Linked DNA regions of Homo sapiens: regions 1, 3, 4, 5 and 6 are each linked to region 2. Evidence: chromatin contacts called from ENCODE Hi-C or POLR2A ChIA-PET data. All regions are on one chromosome and are shown on one strand. Each heading gives the region's core, a stretch centred on a gene start or an enhancer-like site at or near the end of the contact. The rest is flanking DNA. Distances are from core to core; before and after follow the strand shown. Region 1 holds the start of PPM1B-DT (PPM1B divergent transcript). Region 2 has its middle 55 kb from the start of PKDCC. Region 3 overlaps MAP4K3-DT (MAP4K3 divergent transcript). Region 4 holds the start of THUMPD2 (THUMP domain 2 tRNA and snRNA guanosine methyltransferase). Region 5 overlaps MAP4K3-DT (MAP4K3 divergent transcript). Region 6 holds the start of SOS1 (SOS Ras/Rac guanine nucleotide exchange factor 1).

What was found. Hi-C counts contacts between places; a loop is a spot of excess contacts on that map. ChIA-PET counts read pairs that join two places held with the same protein, here RNA polymerase II (POLR2A). Pooled maps may share reads with other maps.
Region 1: a map of CD4-positive, alpha-beta T cell shows a loop between it and region 2 (6-fold over the local background). The contact joins the promoter of PPM1B-DT here to the enhancer-like site in region 2. A Hi-C loop is called at or near these places in 3 of 168 maps with a recorded cell type or tissue (CD4-positive, alpha-beta T cell and naive thymus-derived CD4-positive, alpha-beta T cell), 1 of 37 single-sample maps with no recorded cell type and 8 of 50 pooled maps. POLR2A ChIA-PET finds 5 or more read pairs at or near these places in 1 of 52 experiments (activated B cell).
Region 3: a map with no recorded cell type shows a loop between it and region 2 (5-fold over the local background). The contact joins two enhancer-like sites. A Hi-C loop is called at or near these places in 2 of 37 single-sample maps with no recorded cell type and 1 of 50 pooled maps.
Region 4: a map with no recorded cell type shows a loop between it and region 2 (5-fold over the local background). The contact joins the promoter of THUMPD2 here to the enhancer-like site in region 2. A Hi-C loop is called at or near these places in 2 of 37 single-sample maps with no recorded cell type and 1 of 50 pooled maps.
Region 5: a pooled map shows a loop between it and region 2 (6-fold over the local background). The contact joins two enhancer-like sites. A Hi-C loop is called at or near these places in 2 of 37 single-sample maps with no recorded cell type and 5 of 50 pooled maps.
Region 6: a loop to region 2 is called in a map of CD8-positive, alpha-beta T cell, with 11 times the contacts of the local background. The contact joins the promoter of SOS1 here to the enhancer-like site in region 2. A Hi-C loop is called at or near these places in 2 of 168 maps with a recorded cell type or tissue (CD8-positive, alpha-beta T cell and naive thymus-derived CD4-positive, alpha-beta T cell), 2 of 37 single-sample maps with no recorded cell type and 10 of 50 pooled maps.

Annotation. Positions count from the first base shown.
Region 1 is chr2:44,167,423-44,170,122 of GRCh38, reverse strand. It overlaps PPM1B-DT (PPM1B divergent transcript), which reads left to right and starts at 1,331. Exons shown (of 2, transcript XR_940034.3): 1 at 1,331-2,700. PPM1B (protein phosphatase, Mg2+/Mn2+ dependent 1B) reads right to left here and starts at 1,248. Exons shown (of 6, transcript NM_002706.6): 1 at 849-1,248. RefSeq lists silencers at 688-897, 1,218-1,547.
Region 2 is chr2:42,101,182-42,103,881 of GRCh38, reverse strand. No RefSeq gene overlaps it. Among named protein-coding and RNA genes, the nearest start is that of PKDCC, 55 kb to the right of the region's middle. RefSeq lists enhancers at 1,308-1,827, 1,752-2,579 and a silencer at 2,238-2,617. Within about 2 kb of position 1,446, at least 34 of the 41 ENCODE cell types and tissues checked have a DNase peak (open chromatin) inside an H3K27ac peak, as active enhancers do; they include CD4-positive, alpha-beta T cell and CD8-positive, alpha-beta T cell, where a contact is called at or near this core.
Region 3 is chr2:39,468,395-39,471,207 of GRCh38, reverse strand. The region is part of intron 3 of MAP4K3-DT (MAP4K3 divergent transcript); the gene reads right to left. Among named protein-coding and RNA genes, the nearest start is that of MAP4K3-DT, 32 kb to the right of the region's middle. RefSeq lists a silencer at 299-348 and an enhancer at 1,201-1,701. Within about 2 kb of position 1,292, at least 15 of the 41 ENCODE cell types and tissues checked have a DNase peak (open chromatin) inside an H3K27ac peak, as active enhancers do.
Region 4 is chr2:39,777,951-39,780,650 of GRCh38, reverse strand. It overlaps THUMPD2 (THUMP domain 2 tRNA and snRNA guanosine methyltransferase), which reads left to right and starts at 1,393. Exons shown (of 10, transcript NM_025264.5): 1 at 1,393-1,537. The coding sequence starts at 1,412.
Region 5 is chr2:39,491,360-39,494,059 of GRCh38, reverse strand. The region is part of intron 3 of MAP4K3-DT (MAP4K3 divergent transcript); the gene reads right to left. Among named protein-coding and RNA genes, the nearest start is that of MAP4K3-DT, 55 kb to the right of the region's middle. Within about 2 kb of position 1,264, at least 6 of the 41 ENCODE cell types and tissues checked have a DNase peak (open chromatin) inside an H3K27ac peak, as active enhancers do.
Region 6 is chr2:39,119,629-39,122,328 of GRCh38, reverse strand. SOS1 (SOS Ras/Rac guanine nucleotide exchange factor 1) reads left to right here and starts at 1,278. Exons shown (of 23, transcript NM_005633.4): 1 at 1,278-1,993. The coding sequence starts at 1,907. RefSeq lists a silencer at 1,409-2,128 and an enhancer at 2,329-2,408.

The DNA of each region.
Region 1 (2,700 bases), core at 82-2,581, 2.1 Mb before region 2:
CATGCAAGTTTAAAAAATGAAGAAATAACTATTTCCAACACTCACTGAGTCCTTCATTTAAAAAATTATTTTCGGTGTTATTTTCACACTTTACGTTTAATAATACAATTTTTTCAAGGTTGTTAGGCTTAAACTATGAAAAACTGATTTACCACATATGGCTAGTCAGTCTATACTCTTAATGGGGCTCCGGTAGATTTGGGGTACTGACAATAAGTGGCAGTTTCAATTAAGAACTTCACTGTTAGGAATGACATCCGAAAAGGATGGTGCTAGGGAAGACAGGCAAGAGATGCCGGGGTACGAAGAAAAGAGAAACACACAATTTAAAGCCACTAAGGAGGGAAGGCGAGGGTAGAACGCATAGACAGCAGAGAAAGACGATTTAACAAGGAAGTGAAGTGGAGCGCAGAGTAGGGCAGAAGCTGATGAGGAAACGAATGGTAAAAGATAGTGTTTTCAAACAGGGCATGCACCAGGAAGAGAAGCGCCAAGGCTTGGGGTAGCCCCAGTGCTTTCGTGTGAAAGAGATGCTTGCAGACTGAAGCGGAGGGAAGAGAGAATCAGTCAGCTTCCAGGCGTTCCAGCAAACTCCCATTCTCTCCCTGCGCCTCTCCCAGACCTCAGCCCAGCGGAGGCGGCGGCCGGGGAAGGGGCCTATACCCGAGAGCCAGGCCCGGCGTTCCCCTGCCTAGGCTCCGCGGCAGCAGGGAAAGCAGCGAGGATTCGGAAGGACAGAGGCCCCGGCCGCGGCTCGGCAGCACCGCGAAAACCTGCCCAGGGCCCGGGGCCTCGGCGGCGCGGCCGGTCAGCCGCTTCCCCTCCGGCGGGGTGCCGGGCGGCCTTACCTGAGGCAAGGGAGGGAGAAGATGTCTAGGGCGCCTCGCTCGCGCCCGCCGCGGTACTCAGCCCAAGTTTCCAACGGAGGCGCGACCCTGACTCAGCCGCCGCTTCCCCCTCGGGGTCTCGACCGCCGCCTCCGGGGCTGTTTACACCGCCCGGCCCCTCACGCCGCCGCCGCCGCCGATGCCGCCTTCTCTCCACCCTAGCGCCGTTGCCGATTCGGCCGCCGCCACCTCCTCCGCCGCAGCCTCGTCTCTCTGGAGCATCTTCCAACCACCGAACCCTGAGAATCAGAGACTCCAGCCGCGCCGGCAGGAAACTCCCCCGCAACTGCTAGGGGAACGAGGCCGTCAGAGCACCGGCGGCTTTTCCGCCATTGAGCAGAAGCCGCTCGGCTCCTTTTGCAACCCCCTCCCCGCACCCTAGTCCTTCCCCGCCCCTCAGGGTGCCCCGCCTCCAGCTGCCACCCACTGGGATGCCGCGCGCCCTCTCACGGCCCCCGGTTTGCTGGGAGTCTTGTCAATCACCGCTCCCCCTCCCCGTGCTGCTCCCTCGGCACCTCCGTACTTCGTTTACCCCGCCCACCCGGCCCCGCCTCTGGGTTTCTAATTTCCCATTGGGCATCAGTGGCTACTTTCAATAGGCAAGGTCAGCTGTCCATCAAACACCGCCCACTAAGTGAGACCCAACCCTTTATTACCATTTACTTTATTCGGCCCCGCCTCCGCTAGGTCCTACCTCCCGAACGTCAGGGACCAGCCCCCGCTACCAGCCATAAGTAGAGCCCTCCGTCAATCAAATAACGCCCACCTGCGCTCCTCCTAGCAAAGCCCCGGCCCCAGCGATTGTCTTTTCTTATTGGTCCAACTCGTGATCCGAACCCCCAGTCACTGGCTTTCTTGCGGGTCAGTCACTGAGCCAATTTCCAAGTCCGTCACACCGGCTTTTTTCAAATGAACGCGCAAAAGGCGGGGAAGTATCTGGAAAGCGATTGGTTCGTCCTAGAAAACGGTCAAACCCGGAGAGTCTGTACGGATCCTTTCCGTTCTGTGAGGACCGTGCCCCCTTGTATTTGACCTCTAAGCCTCGCGTAAAAGAAGCGCCATAAGGGACCAACGAGCAGTCCAGCTATAGGTGTGGACGCCTGGTCCCACCCGGAATTGCAGGGGCTTGGCTACTGATTGGCTAAGAAAGTCCTCCTAGGCCCTCATTGGAGGATCTAAACGCCTCTCTTCGGCGTGGAGACGGGAAGGGACGACTCAGACGAGGACAAGAAGTGGGCAGGGGAGAGGCGGTTGTTTTGCTTCAGCCGCGGGTGGGGCGCAGGCGAGAGTGGGAAACTGGGAAGGCCGGGCTCTGGGGAGGTGTTGCGGGGAGGGGAAAGGCCCGGATGTTCCCTAACAATGAAATCATCGCCGACCTATCAGAGCCGCCGAGCTGGGATACCTGCCTGACCTGTACCCCGGAGGGAGAAGAGTGGGCGGGAAATTGGGGTGTCGGAAGAACCTGGAAAGCAACGTGAGAAAGTGGGACAGGTGTTCCCTTCAGGAGGATTTTGTGCTATTAGAGATTATTTTTATACCAGCCCTTGACATTTCCGTATTTTGTTTCTCAGTCGGCATTGATATTAAAACTCCCAGCCTAGTCTCTTGACATGGACTTGTTCATTTCGCAGTTATTGAGCGCCTACTGTTTGCCAGGTACTGTATGTAGAACTGGAGATACAAAAATAAATTAGGCAATCGCAGTACAAGATGATAGGTACTACAATTGAAACATGCACAAGGGCTGGTGACGACATAAAGGGTCTTCCTTGTGCATAGGTTTACCAAGAAAGGCTTCACAAAGACACAGGAT
Region 2 (2,700 bases), core at 197-2,696:
CATAAAAATAGACAGTTTTCCCTGGGTCACTGGGTTTTCATTTCTGAAGGCTCCTGTGTCCCATAAAACTTTGATTCGGTAAATTTGCTATGCTTTTCTCTTGTTAATCAGTCTTTTGCTATAGCAATGACCCTTATGAAGGGTGAGGAAAGGTATCTCACATCTTTTCTACCCCGCCCCCCCCCCACAATAGGGATTTATTGAACTGCACCACACCAAGTCCCAGACCCAGGAGACTGGGCTCAGAAAGTCCCACTGAGTTCCTAGGTACCAGCCTTCTGGTAGAGCAGCTTTCTTTTCTAGTGTGGCTCTATCTCTTCTTTGCATATGCCTTCAGCTTCTTCTTTCCCCTCTTTTAGGTCTACTCTGCCTCCAGCCTGTGTTTTAATCACATAAAAAATGCTATTAAAAATGTAGAATCAAGGGCTGGACAGAGTGGCTCAAACCTGTAATCCCAGCATGTTTGGAGGCTGAGGTGGGCAGATCGCTTGAGCCCAGGAGTTCGAGACCAGCCTGGGCAACATAGTGAAACCCCGTCTCAAAAAAAAAAACAAAAACAAAAACAAACAAACAAACAAACACAAAATTAGCCAGGCGGGCATGGTGGCACAGCGCCTGTAGTCCCAACTACTAGGGAGGCTGAGATGGGAGGATCGCTTGAACCTGGGAGGTCAAAGCTGCAGTGAGCCATGATCACGCCACTGCACTCCAGCCTGGGTGACAGAGCAAGACTGTTTCAAAAAGAAAAAGTTTAGAATCAAATTTTAGATTGTAAACTCTGATTGAGGTTGTTGCCTTCCAACTATGCTTATTCATCTAGAAAGAGAAGTCAGCATTTCTTGAAGTCTGGTCGCAGTATGGGGTCCCTGAGAGAAGGCCTCTCTAAAAATACCAGGGGGAGGGAGGGAGAGGTATGCGATTGAGAGTTAGGGAGGTGGTTCCAGAGAAGAGGGCAAGCCCTCAGGTTGGGCCGCCAGAGGCTCCCAGGAGAAGAAAGAAAGGGAAGCCAGGCCTGCATCCTGGTGGAGCCCGCTCCTCCCACCGCGGGGAGATCCGCCCTCAGCGCTGTGGTGGCCGGAAGTGCTGGTCTAGGGCGGGTGGGGGCGAGGGGCTGCCTGGGAGGTCAGTCTCCCGGCTGGGCTGGGATATTTATAGCACCTGGGTTTCTGGGTCTGCCTCCACCTGGATTTATTTATGCGGCCTGTGGCTGTGGCGCCTGTGGAGAATGAGGCGGGGTGGGGTGGGGGGGGGCGCGGATCTCGCTGCAAGGGTCTAGTTCTTGGCCTTGGGACTCTAGCTGGACTGGAAACGACAAATCACAACCAGGGGCTGTCTGGGGGAACACAGGCAGAGCAGCACTTGGTGCTGCGCCTGCAAAGCCGCCGATGGTTGGGCCTGTTGAAACTCGGGGCTTTCCAGATTCACGCGGTGTCGCCTTTGCGGCCGCCGTGGGCGTGGGTTAGGCAGGTGTGGGCGACGGGGAAGCGATCCCCTCCCCCGCAAGTCACCCCGGGCTCCGGTTCTCACGCCTTCCTCCGCAGCTCCTGGGAAGAATTAAAGGCGGAACAATGTTCCGTCTCCGGAGGGATCTGTACTTGGAAAGAGAACTCAGAGAGCACGTGGTGGCCGGCCCCATCTGCAGACCCAAAACTAGAGAGTCCACGTTTGCGAACCCATCTGCACTTTCGACTTTCCCTGATCACTACGTGTCTGGCTGCTCTCAGACTGCGATGACATCATTTAAAAAAAATGTAAATAACTGTCCTTTGGGTCTTTCAAGAACCTAGTGATTGAGGAGAGGGCAACGGTGAATCTCGAGGAAGGCTGTGTCGTGGGACCTTCAGGCATTGTTTAATCTGTGCAGGGCGCAGTCTTGGGCAGGCCCCAGCCCTCTCCTCTGCCCACTCGCAAAGCCCGGCCTGCTTGCTCCACCGGCAACTGGGCTGGAGGAGAGGCGAGGGGCAGGGTGGGTGCTAAGATCCTGTGCGAAAAGCCAGGACCCTCGTGGTACCTAGGGAAATGAAAATCGCGTTGACAGTAGTCCAACGCTTTCCTTTTCTCATTCACCCCTCGGGCAGCACAACGAGACAGGCACTCCTGCCAACGTCCCCATTTCACAGATGGAGAAACTGAGGCTTAGGCAAAGCAATTTGCCCCAGGGTGACGGAGCAAGCGTCAACTTCAGTTTCCAGCTCGGACGCGAGGGGCCGTCGGGGGCGTTCCGGGGAGGGGGTGCCTGGGCCGGGGGCGGCCACGCGGGGCTGGGAGAGGTTCCAGCAGCGGCGCGTGGTGTAGCCGGCGTCCGGCGGGACTGCACGGGCCTGGAGCCGCTGGAAAGGCCGGTCTGGTGGCCCGGGACGAGGGGGCGGCCTTCCCGGAATCCCGAGCAGCACGGCGGAGCCGGGGCAGCTGCCAGGCGCGGCTGGGGACCGGCTCGCGCTGCGGTTGGCGGCGGGCAGGCCACATACCGCGCAGCGTGGAGGAAATGGCTGGGATTCCTCCTGCGGCGCCGCGCGGGCCTCGGGGAGGGCGGGGCTCCCCCAGTGTGTCGGGGCGGGGGCGGGGCGCGGCGGAGGGTGAGCGGGGATCCTGGCGCTGGCGGGGGCGCCCCGACCTGAGTCCTCGTCCCTGGAGCGCTCCCGCCACTTTGCCAGCATCTGGGCCTCCAGAGCCCCGTGAACCCTCGAGAAGGGGAGCACG
Region 3 (2,813 bases), core at 43-2,542, 2.6 Mb after region 2:
ATGTAGCAAAGGACTTGCCTTTATATGTCCCCAGAAAAAAGACAAAATTGAAAAATGGGCAAAGAACATAAATAAGCAATTCACAAAGAAGGAACATGAATGGCAAACGAGCATCTGAAAAGATGCTCAGTCTTACTGGTTTTGGGGGGAAACAAAAAGAAGAGGATGCTATTTTTTATACATTGGATTGACAATAAATAAGAAAGACTGATGTGTTGGGAAGCATCTGGAAAAACAGACATTCTCTTACCGTATTCCTGGGAATATAAACTGGCCAACCTTTTTGGAGTACACATTGGCAGCAATCCTTCACACTTTGGATGCGCCTATCATTTGACCCAGCAATCTCACACCTTGGTATCCACTGTAGAGAGATACTTGCATATGTGCAAAAAGGAAGCAGGTACAAGGTTGTTTCACTATAGTACTATTTATAGTGGTAAAAACTGATAGCATAGCAACCTAAATGATCATCGAAAGACTGACACTTAGTGATGCATCTGACTTATGTGAGAGCATGCAGCAGTTGAAAAAAACTAAAATGTACTGACACAGAAAAATCTCTGAGAGATATGGCTAAACTTAAAAAAAAAAAAAAAAGCAAAGTTGAAGAACAATCCACTGTGTGATACCATTTCAGTCAAAACAAAACAAAGCAAAATTCCCTCACTGGCTCTCTCTCTGTCTGTGTATAGATATAGATAGATAGATAGATACATAGATAGATAGATAGATAGATAGATAGATAGATAGATAGATACATATACACACATATGTAGATGCAGATGTATGTACACAGATAGATCAATAAAGATATATAAATAACTAAAAAGATGAAAAGACACACTCCAACTTGAAATCAGTGTTTGCTCTAAGGAAGAACCTGAAATAGGGGTTGAAGGAGTAGGAGGAAGAAAAAGTTTTTATTCATCTTTCTTATGTGATTTTCTTAAAGATTCCTTGAAGCTTCACTATGTGTAGGAAAAGACCTTCCCCTTTCTAAGTTACTGTTCAGTGTCAGGCATCTGGGCCCCTGCACTGCATTCCAGACTAGCTGCATTTCTGGTGAAGCCAGTGATTCATCTGAGCATGCCCTGGGCCAGCCCCAGGTGCAGCTATTCTGTGCTTTATTCTAGGCTCAATATCCACCCAGACTGACCTTGGGCAAATCAGTTTCAGTTCCTTTCTCTTATCTAGCTCAGTTGTGGGGCAGTTACCTCACAATGGGATGAGAACGAGGATGCAAGCAAAGTATTCTATAAGCTGCCTCCTCAATCTTCTCAGTGCCTCTGGTAACCAGCCAAGCCAGTCTTGGCCGTGTGGAGGTGGACACTTCAGGGGAAATGCTTGCTGACTTTGTGCACTATTCGGGCAAAAGGGCAAGCTGGGGATACCATTGCTGGAAAATTTTTAGTGCAACCAAGTGTTCCCTACCCATCTGGCCAGCTAGATACGGTTTTTCTTGCACCCTTTTTCAGTAAATGTAGAGCAGATAAGACAGCCTTTTACCCCACAGATTAAGCCCTGGAGAGATCATCCATAAATTACAAATATAGATTGATTTGGGGTGGGGGTGGGGAGGGAAGGCAGGAGAGGACCTAAATGCCATAAACAAACTCCTAAGGAGAATGCCATGAATAAAAACTTCCTGTACCAGTCAGCAGCATCCTAATGAGAGGGAGTTCACATGTGTACAACAGCTGTGTAAATTATAAAGCTTAAAAGGTAGAACTAACCGCATCATACTACTTCCAAAACACTCGATTCCTTCCTTCTTTCTTCTTTTCTACTCCAAAATAACCTAAAACAATCCTATAACAATTACAAACTGGGGGAAAGGCAAACCATTCTGGGAAAGAAAAAAATAGCAGCTGCTCTAGATATCATTTTCAGATTTTGGCTAGGATTGTTTAAGTTATTTTTTATTTTCTTTTATTCTTGGCTGGCTTGACAGTCCTTCAGGATTTCAGCTGATTCCAAACACAGCTCAGTAAAGATCATTCCAGAGAAGTTTCATATTCCTAAGATTCCTTAAATTTCTCTTTCTTTTAACTTAGGAAATTAGGTTGAAAGAAGATGAAAAACAGCCCAGATTGCACCATTTCCTATGCAAGTTTCTTGCAAAGCAAGCTGTGTCCCCCTTTCCAACAAGAACAGAGAGACATAGTTCTGACTGGGAGGTGGGCGGTGGGTCCTCTGGAGCAGCAGCAGGACTATTTGTCTTTTGAAAATGCCCCAGCAGGCCCAAAGTCTGTCTGAAAACTTTTTGTAAAGGAGGAGGAGAAAAAAAAAATGAAATTCTAGTGAGCTAACCATCTAAAAAAGCCAGTGACTGCACTGTGGACTTCTTTCATGCAAGAAATATTTATTTTGCACCTAGGTGTGCCAGGCTCTGTTCTATATACTGAAGAGGGAGCAATAAAGACAACTAAGTGTCTGATTCCCTCAGAGTTTCTGTGCCTGGGGACTGTTACAGGAAAGCGGTCCTGATCCAGACCCCAAGAGAGGGTTCTTGGATCTTGCGCAAGAGAGAATTCAGGGCAAGTCCACAGTGCAGAGCAAAAGCAAATTTATTAAGAAAGTAGAGGAATAAAAGAATGGCTACTCCATGGACAGAGCAGCCCTGAGGGCCGCTGGTTGCCCATTTTTATGATATGCTAAACAAGGGGCGTATTATGCTAAACAAGGGATGAATTATTCATGCCTCCCCTTTTTAGACCATACAAGGTAACTTCCAGACATTGCCATGGCATTTGTAAACTGTCATGACGCTAGTGGGAGTGTAGTAGTAAGGACAACCAGAGGTCACTCTT
Region 4 (2,700 bases), core at 144-2,643, 2.3 Mb after region 2:
AACTACGGCAGTAGCCCAGAAAAGGAAAACATGTGTCTGAGGGCAAGAAAAGAATTCATCAAAACGGTAGTGTGTGAGGGCTGGGTGCCTGTAATCCCAGCACTTTGGGAGGCCGAGGCAGGCGGATCGCTTGATCTCAGGAGTTCGAGACCAGCCTGGCCAACATGGTGAAACCCCTTCTCTACAAAAAATACAAAAATTAGCCCGGTGTGGTGGGGCTTGCCTGTGGTCCCAGCTACTGGACAGGCTGAGGTGGGAGGATTACTGGAGCTCAGGAGGTGGAGGCTGCAGTGAGCCAAGATCACGTCACTGCGCTCCAGCCTGGGCGACAGAGGGAGACCCTGTCGCAAAAAATAAAAAATAAAAAGCAGCATCAGAAGAGTCTTAGGACTGAACCTTGGAAAAGCTCATGTTATGTGACTCCATGAAGAATTTTTACTGTACGGCCCAGTAGAGCATGAGCTGGGTGGGGGCGGGGGTGTGTGTGGGAGTGTCGGGGGAGGTGAGGGAGTATCAGTTCTTCACCTTAACATCCCATTCTGAAGCACAGGACAGCCCCTTGTCAGAGACACACATGCATTTATCATTTCTGTATAACTGACTCAATATACAGCTACAGAGCTAATTTCACGCTGTTTATCTTGTAACATGGATTCTGTCTATGCTTCCCAAGTAATATTTTCATTTCCATTTTAAAATTCAGAGTTTAGAAAAATGCCTTCAAATACCGTTAGGAGAACCATTCAAATCAGGTGCCCAAAACTAGATGGCACATTGATTCATCTATGGCTGGATGGTTAACTAAGTAGTGCAAGAAATATGAGCTGTTTCAGAACGCAGACGTTTGTTAGAGAACAGGAACTTCTGCTCTCCGTCCTGGAGATTCCAACGTTTGGCCCGATTCTTTGTGAAAACAGACCAGGGCTCCTTCTATGAGAAGAGTAGAGGAGAGGAATGAAGGACAGGAAGAGGACGGAGTTGGGAGGAATGGAGGAAAAGGCATTATGTTAGATAGGGAGAAATCTAGGCTCCAGCCTCAGCTGTGCTGCTAACTCGCTGTCTCTTGACCTCTCTGGGCATTAATTTCCTCAATCTACAAAATAAGGCAACTGGACTGAATTATCAATTCTAACCCTTCCACCTGTGATTCTAACCCATTCTGGTGCCTAATCAAGGAGGGGACAGATGGTCAACCAGGAAGACCCATAGGGGCCACAGAGGGCTGATGCGACCCTCCCAGGCTCTCCGTCTCTCTCACCCTCTCCTTCCCCCTCCCTCTCCCCCTCCCCCTCTCCCTCTCCCTCTCCCTCTCCCCTTTGGCATCACACGCCCCTGCGCGCCGCCTCCAGGAGCGAGCCGCTCGCGCCCGAGGCCACGTGACCCGAAGGCGCGAGGGCGCGCCTGAGCCGCCATGTCGGAGGCGCGTGGAGAGCCAGGGTCCGGGCCTGAGGCTGGCGCCCGATTCTTCTGCACTGCGGGTCGCGGCCTGGAGCCGTTCGTAATGCGAGAGGTGCGGGCGCGGCTGGCGGCCACGCAGGTGAGTTGGCCTCGCTGCGCGCCTGGGGAGGTGGGCGGCCCTGTCCCTGCCCTGTTGCCCACCCCAGTCGTGGACGCGGGAAAGCGTCGCTGGCGCCCCTCTCTGTTCCACGCGACGGTCGCCGACCCCCGAGGTTGACTGGCAGGCGCTTCCGCTCCGGCCGAGAGAAGCCACCATTCCTTTCTTTCCTTGTATAGCAAATCCAGTTCCTCACTTCTCAGGGCTCAAGTTTTTAAGAGAGGTGTTGAGGCAAGTTATTTCCTGGATTCTTTAAAGTAGTAAGTAGTGCCTGTAATTAGAATCTGGCCTGTCAGAGTTAGAACCCTTCGCTCTTTAAATGCAAACATAATCTCCAAGTTCAGTTACCTGACTTTTTGTTAGTTTCTTGACAGTGATTGTATTTGACTACATAGGATTGTTGTGAGAATTAAATTATATAGCGTATGCAAAGTACACTTTAAACACGCAGTAAATAGCAGCCAGAAAAATAATATACTCTTGCAGGCCTCATAGTTATCTGTTATTGATTTCTGTGAAATGAACAAGGTTTTAAGCATCGGTTTAGGTTTTAGAATGTTGAAAACTGGTTTCTTGAAAGTAGGGGATGAAGGTATAATAGAAAAGGTATCTTGATGGGGTGTATGGGACACTGTGAGTGATGTACTCTTGGAAAAGGAGAGCTTCCTAAATGAAATTAACCCCTCCACCCTGGCAGCTCCTACAGTGTGGGAAGCCCACAAAAGGAGTTTCTGCAGTGAAAGGTTGGAGTCGTGAAGAATTATGTCAGTTTTGTTAGACTACCTGCCACTTGTGTTTTGGGTCACAGAATTTAATAGAGTATTGAATGTAGCTAATCTTAAAAAGCATCAATATATAATAACTACTGACATTTATTGAACATTTAATATGTGTCAGGCACATGTTCTTAGATCTTTACCCTATATTTATTTGCGTACTTTTCACAACAGCCCTATAAGGTAGGTGTTCCACATTTAACAGATGAGAAAAATGAAGCACAGGTAAGTCCGAGAATTTATTCAAGTCATGCAACTAGAAAATCGCAAAGATGGGATTCAAACCCGAGCTGGGAAATCAAGAATGAGTATATAATCATGTTCAAACCAGGCCCACTATATGACCATGACATAGGGGTGCGCTGGCTT
Region 5 (2,700 bases), core at 15-2,514, 2.6 Mb after region 2:
CGTTCATTGCAGCATTATTCATGATAGCCAAGATATGAAAACAACCTAAATGTCCATCAACAGATGAATGGATGAAGAAAATATGGTATACATATACAACAGAATATTATGCAGCCTTCAAAACAAAAGGAAATCCTGTCATTTACAACATGAATGAACCTGAAGAACATTAAGCTAAGTAAACTAAGCGAGACACAGAAAAACAAATACTGTGTTGATTTCACTTATATGTAAAAACTAAAGTAGTCAAACTTAGAACAGCAGAGAGTGGAATGTTGGTTGCCATGAGCTGGAGGGATAGAGGAATGGGGAGATATTGGAAAAGGGTTACAGAGTTTCAGTTATCCAAATGAATGAATTCTGGAGATGTATTCTACAACGATGTGACTACAATTAGCAACACTATATTATATACTTGAAATTTGCTAAGAGGGTGGATCTTAAGTGTTCTCACCACCAAAAAATAAAAAAGAAGGGAAAGAAAGGAAGGAAGAAAGAGAGAGAGAACAAAAGAAAATGGTAACTATGTGAGGTGATGGATATGTATATGATATATATGCATATTATATATATATGATTTGATATGGATATATGCATATATATGCATAATTGAAATATGTACATATTTAAAGTGTACGACATGATTTGATATGCATATATATGCATATATATCCATATATATGCATGGATATGGATATGGATATATATGCATGGATATATATGCATATCAAATCATCATGTTGTACACTTTAAATATGTACAATTTTCAATTGTCAATTATATCTCAATATGGGAAAAAGTCTTGTCATGAAGGAGATGCTTAATAAATAGTAGTTAATGTTATTATCTTTGATTGATTTGTCTTTGAATAAATTTCTGTGGCCTAAATGAGGAAGCATATTCAAGGCATATATCCAAATATTTGTAAGAGTAGAGGAATGTTCTTAATCCAAATTATATGCACCAGTATTGCTCACTTGAGTGGAAGGAAATTATAGAATGGAGTATTAACTTCCTAATGACTAGACAAAATTAGTTGAGTAAATTACCCAATCAGTTCAGGAGAAGAAAATAAAAACCTGATTCAAAGGGTTTTTTTCCCCTCTGTGGGTTCATTTTATTGCTGCAACCCTCTAATTTGTTTTAGTTATAAAGACATGGCCATTTCATTTTCAGTTTCACCCAGGAACTAGAACTATATTTTGAAATAGGGACAACTGGATTTAGAAAATCACTTTTGTACAACTAGAACTCATTTACAGCTAGTTATTCAAATATCCAGTGACAGCATAATAAAAATTTAGGGCCTTCTTTTAATTAAACACTCCAGTTTACAATTCCCTGGAAGTAGTAACACATATTTGGAAACTGCTCTCTTTCGTGTTTTTAAAATAGCATCTAACATTAAGACAGTAATTTATTAAGAAATAACTTGCTGATCTGAAAGTGTTGATGTGATTTCAAAATGTCTTTAGAATGCATCCAACTCGATGAGACTTATATGCATGGATTTGGAGAACAAGGAGCTTATCATAGGACTTTCATAGCCCTCTCAAAATGGCAAATGAAGATAAACTGCAGAAATAGGGACTGCATGTTGCAATCAAAAGGGAACCTGCCCACAGACTGAAACAAACTTGGAAAACAAATGAACGGAAGATTAAACAGTGAAGTCTAAGTACTATCACTTCTTCCCCTATGATTAAAGCCTGACAGGCACCATGAGTCAAACTGTAAATATATACTAGTTATCATAGACCTCACTGGGTTTATGCGTCAGTAAACCACAGCTGCCTCTAATTTACCATTGAAACATGTTTTAGGGAAATGAAACTAGCCACCACCTCCTTTCATGCATGTGATATACTATTCATAACCAAGCCCTAATGACAGAAGAGAGCATTCTTAAAATAGTCTAATGGCTTTTTTGTATTCAACAATACAATCCCCCTATATTTTTTATACCTAACTCACCACATATTCAAGAATTTTCCATCATGTGCTTAACTTTAAATTTTTAAATGGTTTTCTTCACCTGAGCTGGCAGCTTTACTATTGCACTAGTCCAAACATATAGATGGGAGCGTCCTTAAATATGCAGCAAGACACACGTGATATAAATAGGAGGAATCATAGTATAGGACCACCTAATAATAATAAAGCCAATGTTTACTTAGTGCTTACTATTTACCTAACATTGTGCTAAGCACTTTTGAAGAATTATTTTGTTTAATCAGCAATTCCAACAAGACAAAATTCCAGTGTCCCAGATGATAAGACTAGCGAAACTTAAAAATCCTAATGTTAAAAAATTAAACCGCTAAGTGAAAATTAGTTTTTCATGGGTGATTTCTTGGCAATTTATAAAATTTAAGTTTTCCTAAAATTAACTGTAAACTGATACATATTAATCATACATAGCAAATGTCTACAGTCAAATTTTAAGCTATTTCTCTGCTTTATTAGCCATTTATATCAGCTTTTATACGAAACTTCCTTTTCATAGGTGCAATTGAAGACAAAGGATCAAAGCTTTTTCACTGGGCACGGTGGCTCATGCCTGTAATCCCAGCACTTTGGGAGGCCGAGGCGGGCAGATCACGAGGTCAGGAGATCGAGGCCATCCTGGCTAACATGGTGAAACCCTGTCTCTACTAAAAATACAAAAAATTAGCCAGGCGTGGTGGTGCACACCTGTAG
Region 6 (2,700 bases), core at 29-2,528, 3.0 Mb after region 2:
CCTCCCAAGTAGCTGGGATTACAGGCGCCCACCACCATGCTCGGCTAATTTTTGTATTTCTTATGGAGACAGGTTTTCACAGTGTTGGCCAGGCTAGTCTGGAACTCCTGACCTCAGGTGATCCATCCGCCTCGGCCTCCTAAAGTGCTGGGATTACAGGCATGAGCCACCTCGCCTGGCCGGCCTGTGTATTTTTAAAGGAAATAACCTAAGAGTTGTTTTTCCAGATTTTCAAAGAGGTCCTGTAAAGATTAAGAACCACTGAACCTTTCTCGTTTATGTGATCCTGGTTACTGTTCTCAGGAATAGCAGGACACAATGTCAGCTTTAACCCAGGCTAGTTCCTCTAAACTGCCTTCTTATCGGTGAAATGAAAATAATAGGGTTGCTATGGGGATTAAATGAGATGATACTCAAAAAAATGATAATTAATGATAAATCATAAGGTGTCTGCCACAAAGTGCCCCTATTATAAACAAACAGTGGCCTGGAGGGACAGTTTATAAATACTGCTCCTTTAGCATTCCACTAACATTGACTGAGTGCCTGTTCTACACTGTGTAGAGGCCCTGGTGAAAAAGATCTGCCTTCCAGTTTATTATCTAGTCGAAAGAACCGCAAAAGATAACAAAACACAATAGACTGAACGCCCTGAGAGGGGCATAAGTGCAGTGCTCTAGGAGCTGTAAAAGAGGTCTCGATATCCACTGGAGGAAAGTGCTTACTGGAGTTCATTTCTGGAGTGGGTTTAAAAGATGAACAGAGGGAATCTAAAACATTCACACAAAATCAATACTACACGTACACATTTTATTATTTTGTGGAAAGACCACTTAGAAACACCGCAATCACTTCTACTACTCAGCAGATACTGAGCAGTAGGTTTCGTGACAGAGCACCTGTCTTTTGTCCAGTCTGTTTACTATACATTGCGTGCTCTGGGCAGTCCTTATCTTCGTGTTCAGGAACAAAGTACACACACCCCTTTCCGAAACGAAGGGCCCAGGGACTCCGAGAAGGGTGGGAGCCCTCACGGCCAGGCCACACAATGGGGAGCCTCTTTACCCTAGTCATCACCCACCCTTGCAGGCCCCACTTTGCCAGGGTGCGACTTCTCGGGCCCCTTCGCCCCTCCCCTGCAGCCCCCAGGAGCGCAGCCACAGCCCGGCCGGGCGCCCTCCCTGTCTCTCTCTCTCTTTCTCTCTCGAGCTTTCCTCCTCCTTCACCGGGAGCCGGAAAACCCGGAGCGAACCAGCCCAGCACGGCAGCGCATGCTCAGTAGCGAGCAGGTTCAGTTCGCTAGTAGGAAGCTCCAGCGCTACACCGGCGGCGGCGGTGGCGGCGGCGGCCGCGGCGGCACCTCAGGGCAGCCAGATTCCCCAACAACGACCTCCGGTCCTTCCCCTTCCCCGCGAGACCTCCGCCCCAGCTCCGCCCCGCCCGGGGCTCTTGCGTTTCGGAGTCCCAACTACGCGGAGCGGGCGCCGCGGCCGGAGCGTCCCTCCACACGTCCTCCCCCAGCCGCCAGCTCCGCCGCGGGGCCAGACCGGGCCCGGGAGTGCAGCCCCGGCGGGCGGGCGGCGGCCGCGGCAGAGGGCAGCCCGGGGCGGCGCCGGCGGGCCGGGGAGGGGCGGGGGGCCTGGCCCCGGGGCGGTGGTGCGGGATGCCGCCGCCTCCGGGCCGCGTCCGTTCTCCACGGCTGGTACCTGTGTCGGGTGGGTGGCCAGGCGCGGGCCTCGCCCCCCAGCCCCCTCGCCAGGGCTAGCCCGGCTGCGCGGCGCCCGGAGGGGGCCGGGCCGTCCGGTGGGGCCGCGGCCCTGTTCCGCGCTGCGAGCTCGCCCTCTCGCGGCTCCCTGGCCCGGCCGCCGCCGCCCCTCTCCCCGCCCAGAGGCGCCCCGGGGGCACCATGCAGGCGCAGCAGCTGCCCTACGAGTTTTTCAGCGAAGAGAACGCGCCCAAGTGGCGGGGACTACTGGTGCCTGCGCTGAAAAAGGTGAGGAGCACGCGGGACCCCGCTTCCCGGCCGCAGCCCCCCAGCGCGGGCGCTGGGGAAGGGCTGGGGAGGCGGGGCGCGCGCAGGGCCGTCTTTCTTCCCGGTCTCGCCGCGTCTCCAAAAGGACGGCGCACACGGAGAGGCCCCCCTCATACGGCTGGCTCTCGGTGTTGACATCCACCGGGTGTGTGGGAATGCCGCAGGGAGCCGGGGGGAGTTTATCCGGATAATCCAACCCCTGAGAGGTGAATGCTTTGCCCTTTGATTCCAGGACAACAACAGTTGGAGGAGCCTCAGTTTTCAGCGGAGGTCAAAGCAGGCCACTTTTCCGTCTTCTTGGTCTTAGCCCGGAGCTGCTGTCAGCCTACCGTTTTAGGTGTCCAGTACGCTGGTTTTAGTGGCTTGAGAATGCCCTGGCCGTAAGGCTTGCTCAAAGGAATTGCGAGCTCGCCTGCCAGTAGGAACGTGGCCTGCTCTGCTCGCCGTCAGTATTCACTCCTCATTCTCCTGGTTTCCCCCGCTCCTCCGATTAACAGGGGCTGGTGCACATGCTACCAATTTCAGGGGGGTTTTGTTTTGTTTTTGCAGCGTTCGAGATTCTTGGTGCTGTCATTTGGCTTGTTAAGAATTTTTAGCCTTTGTATGTTTAAGTTTGCTACATTGTTACCTGAAGTTACATACCCCCGATCTGTGCTTTTAAATGTTTT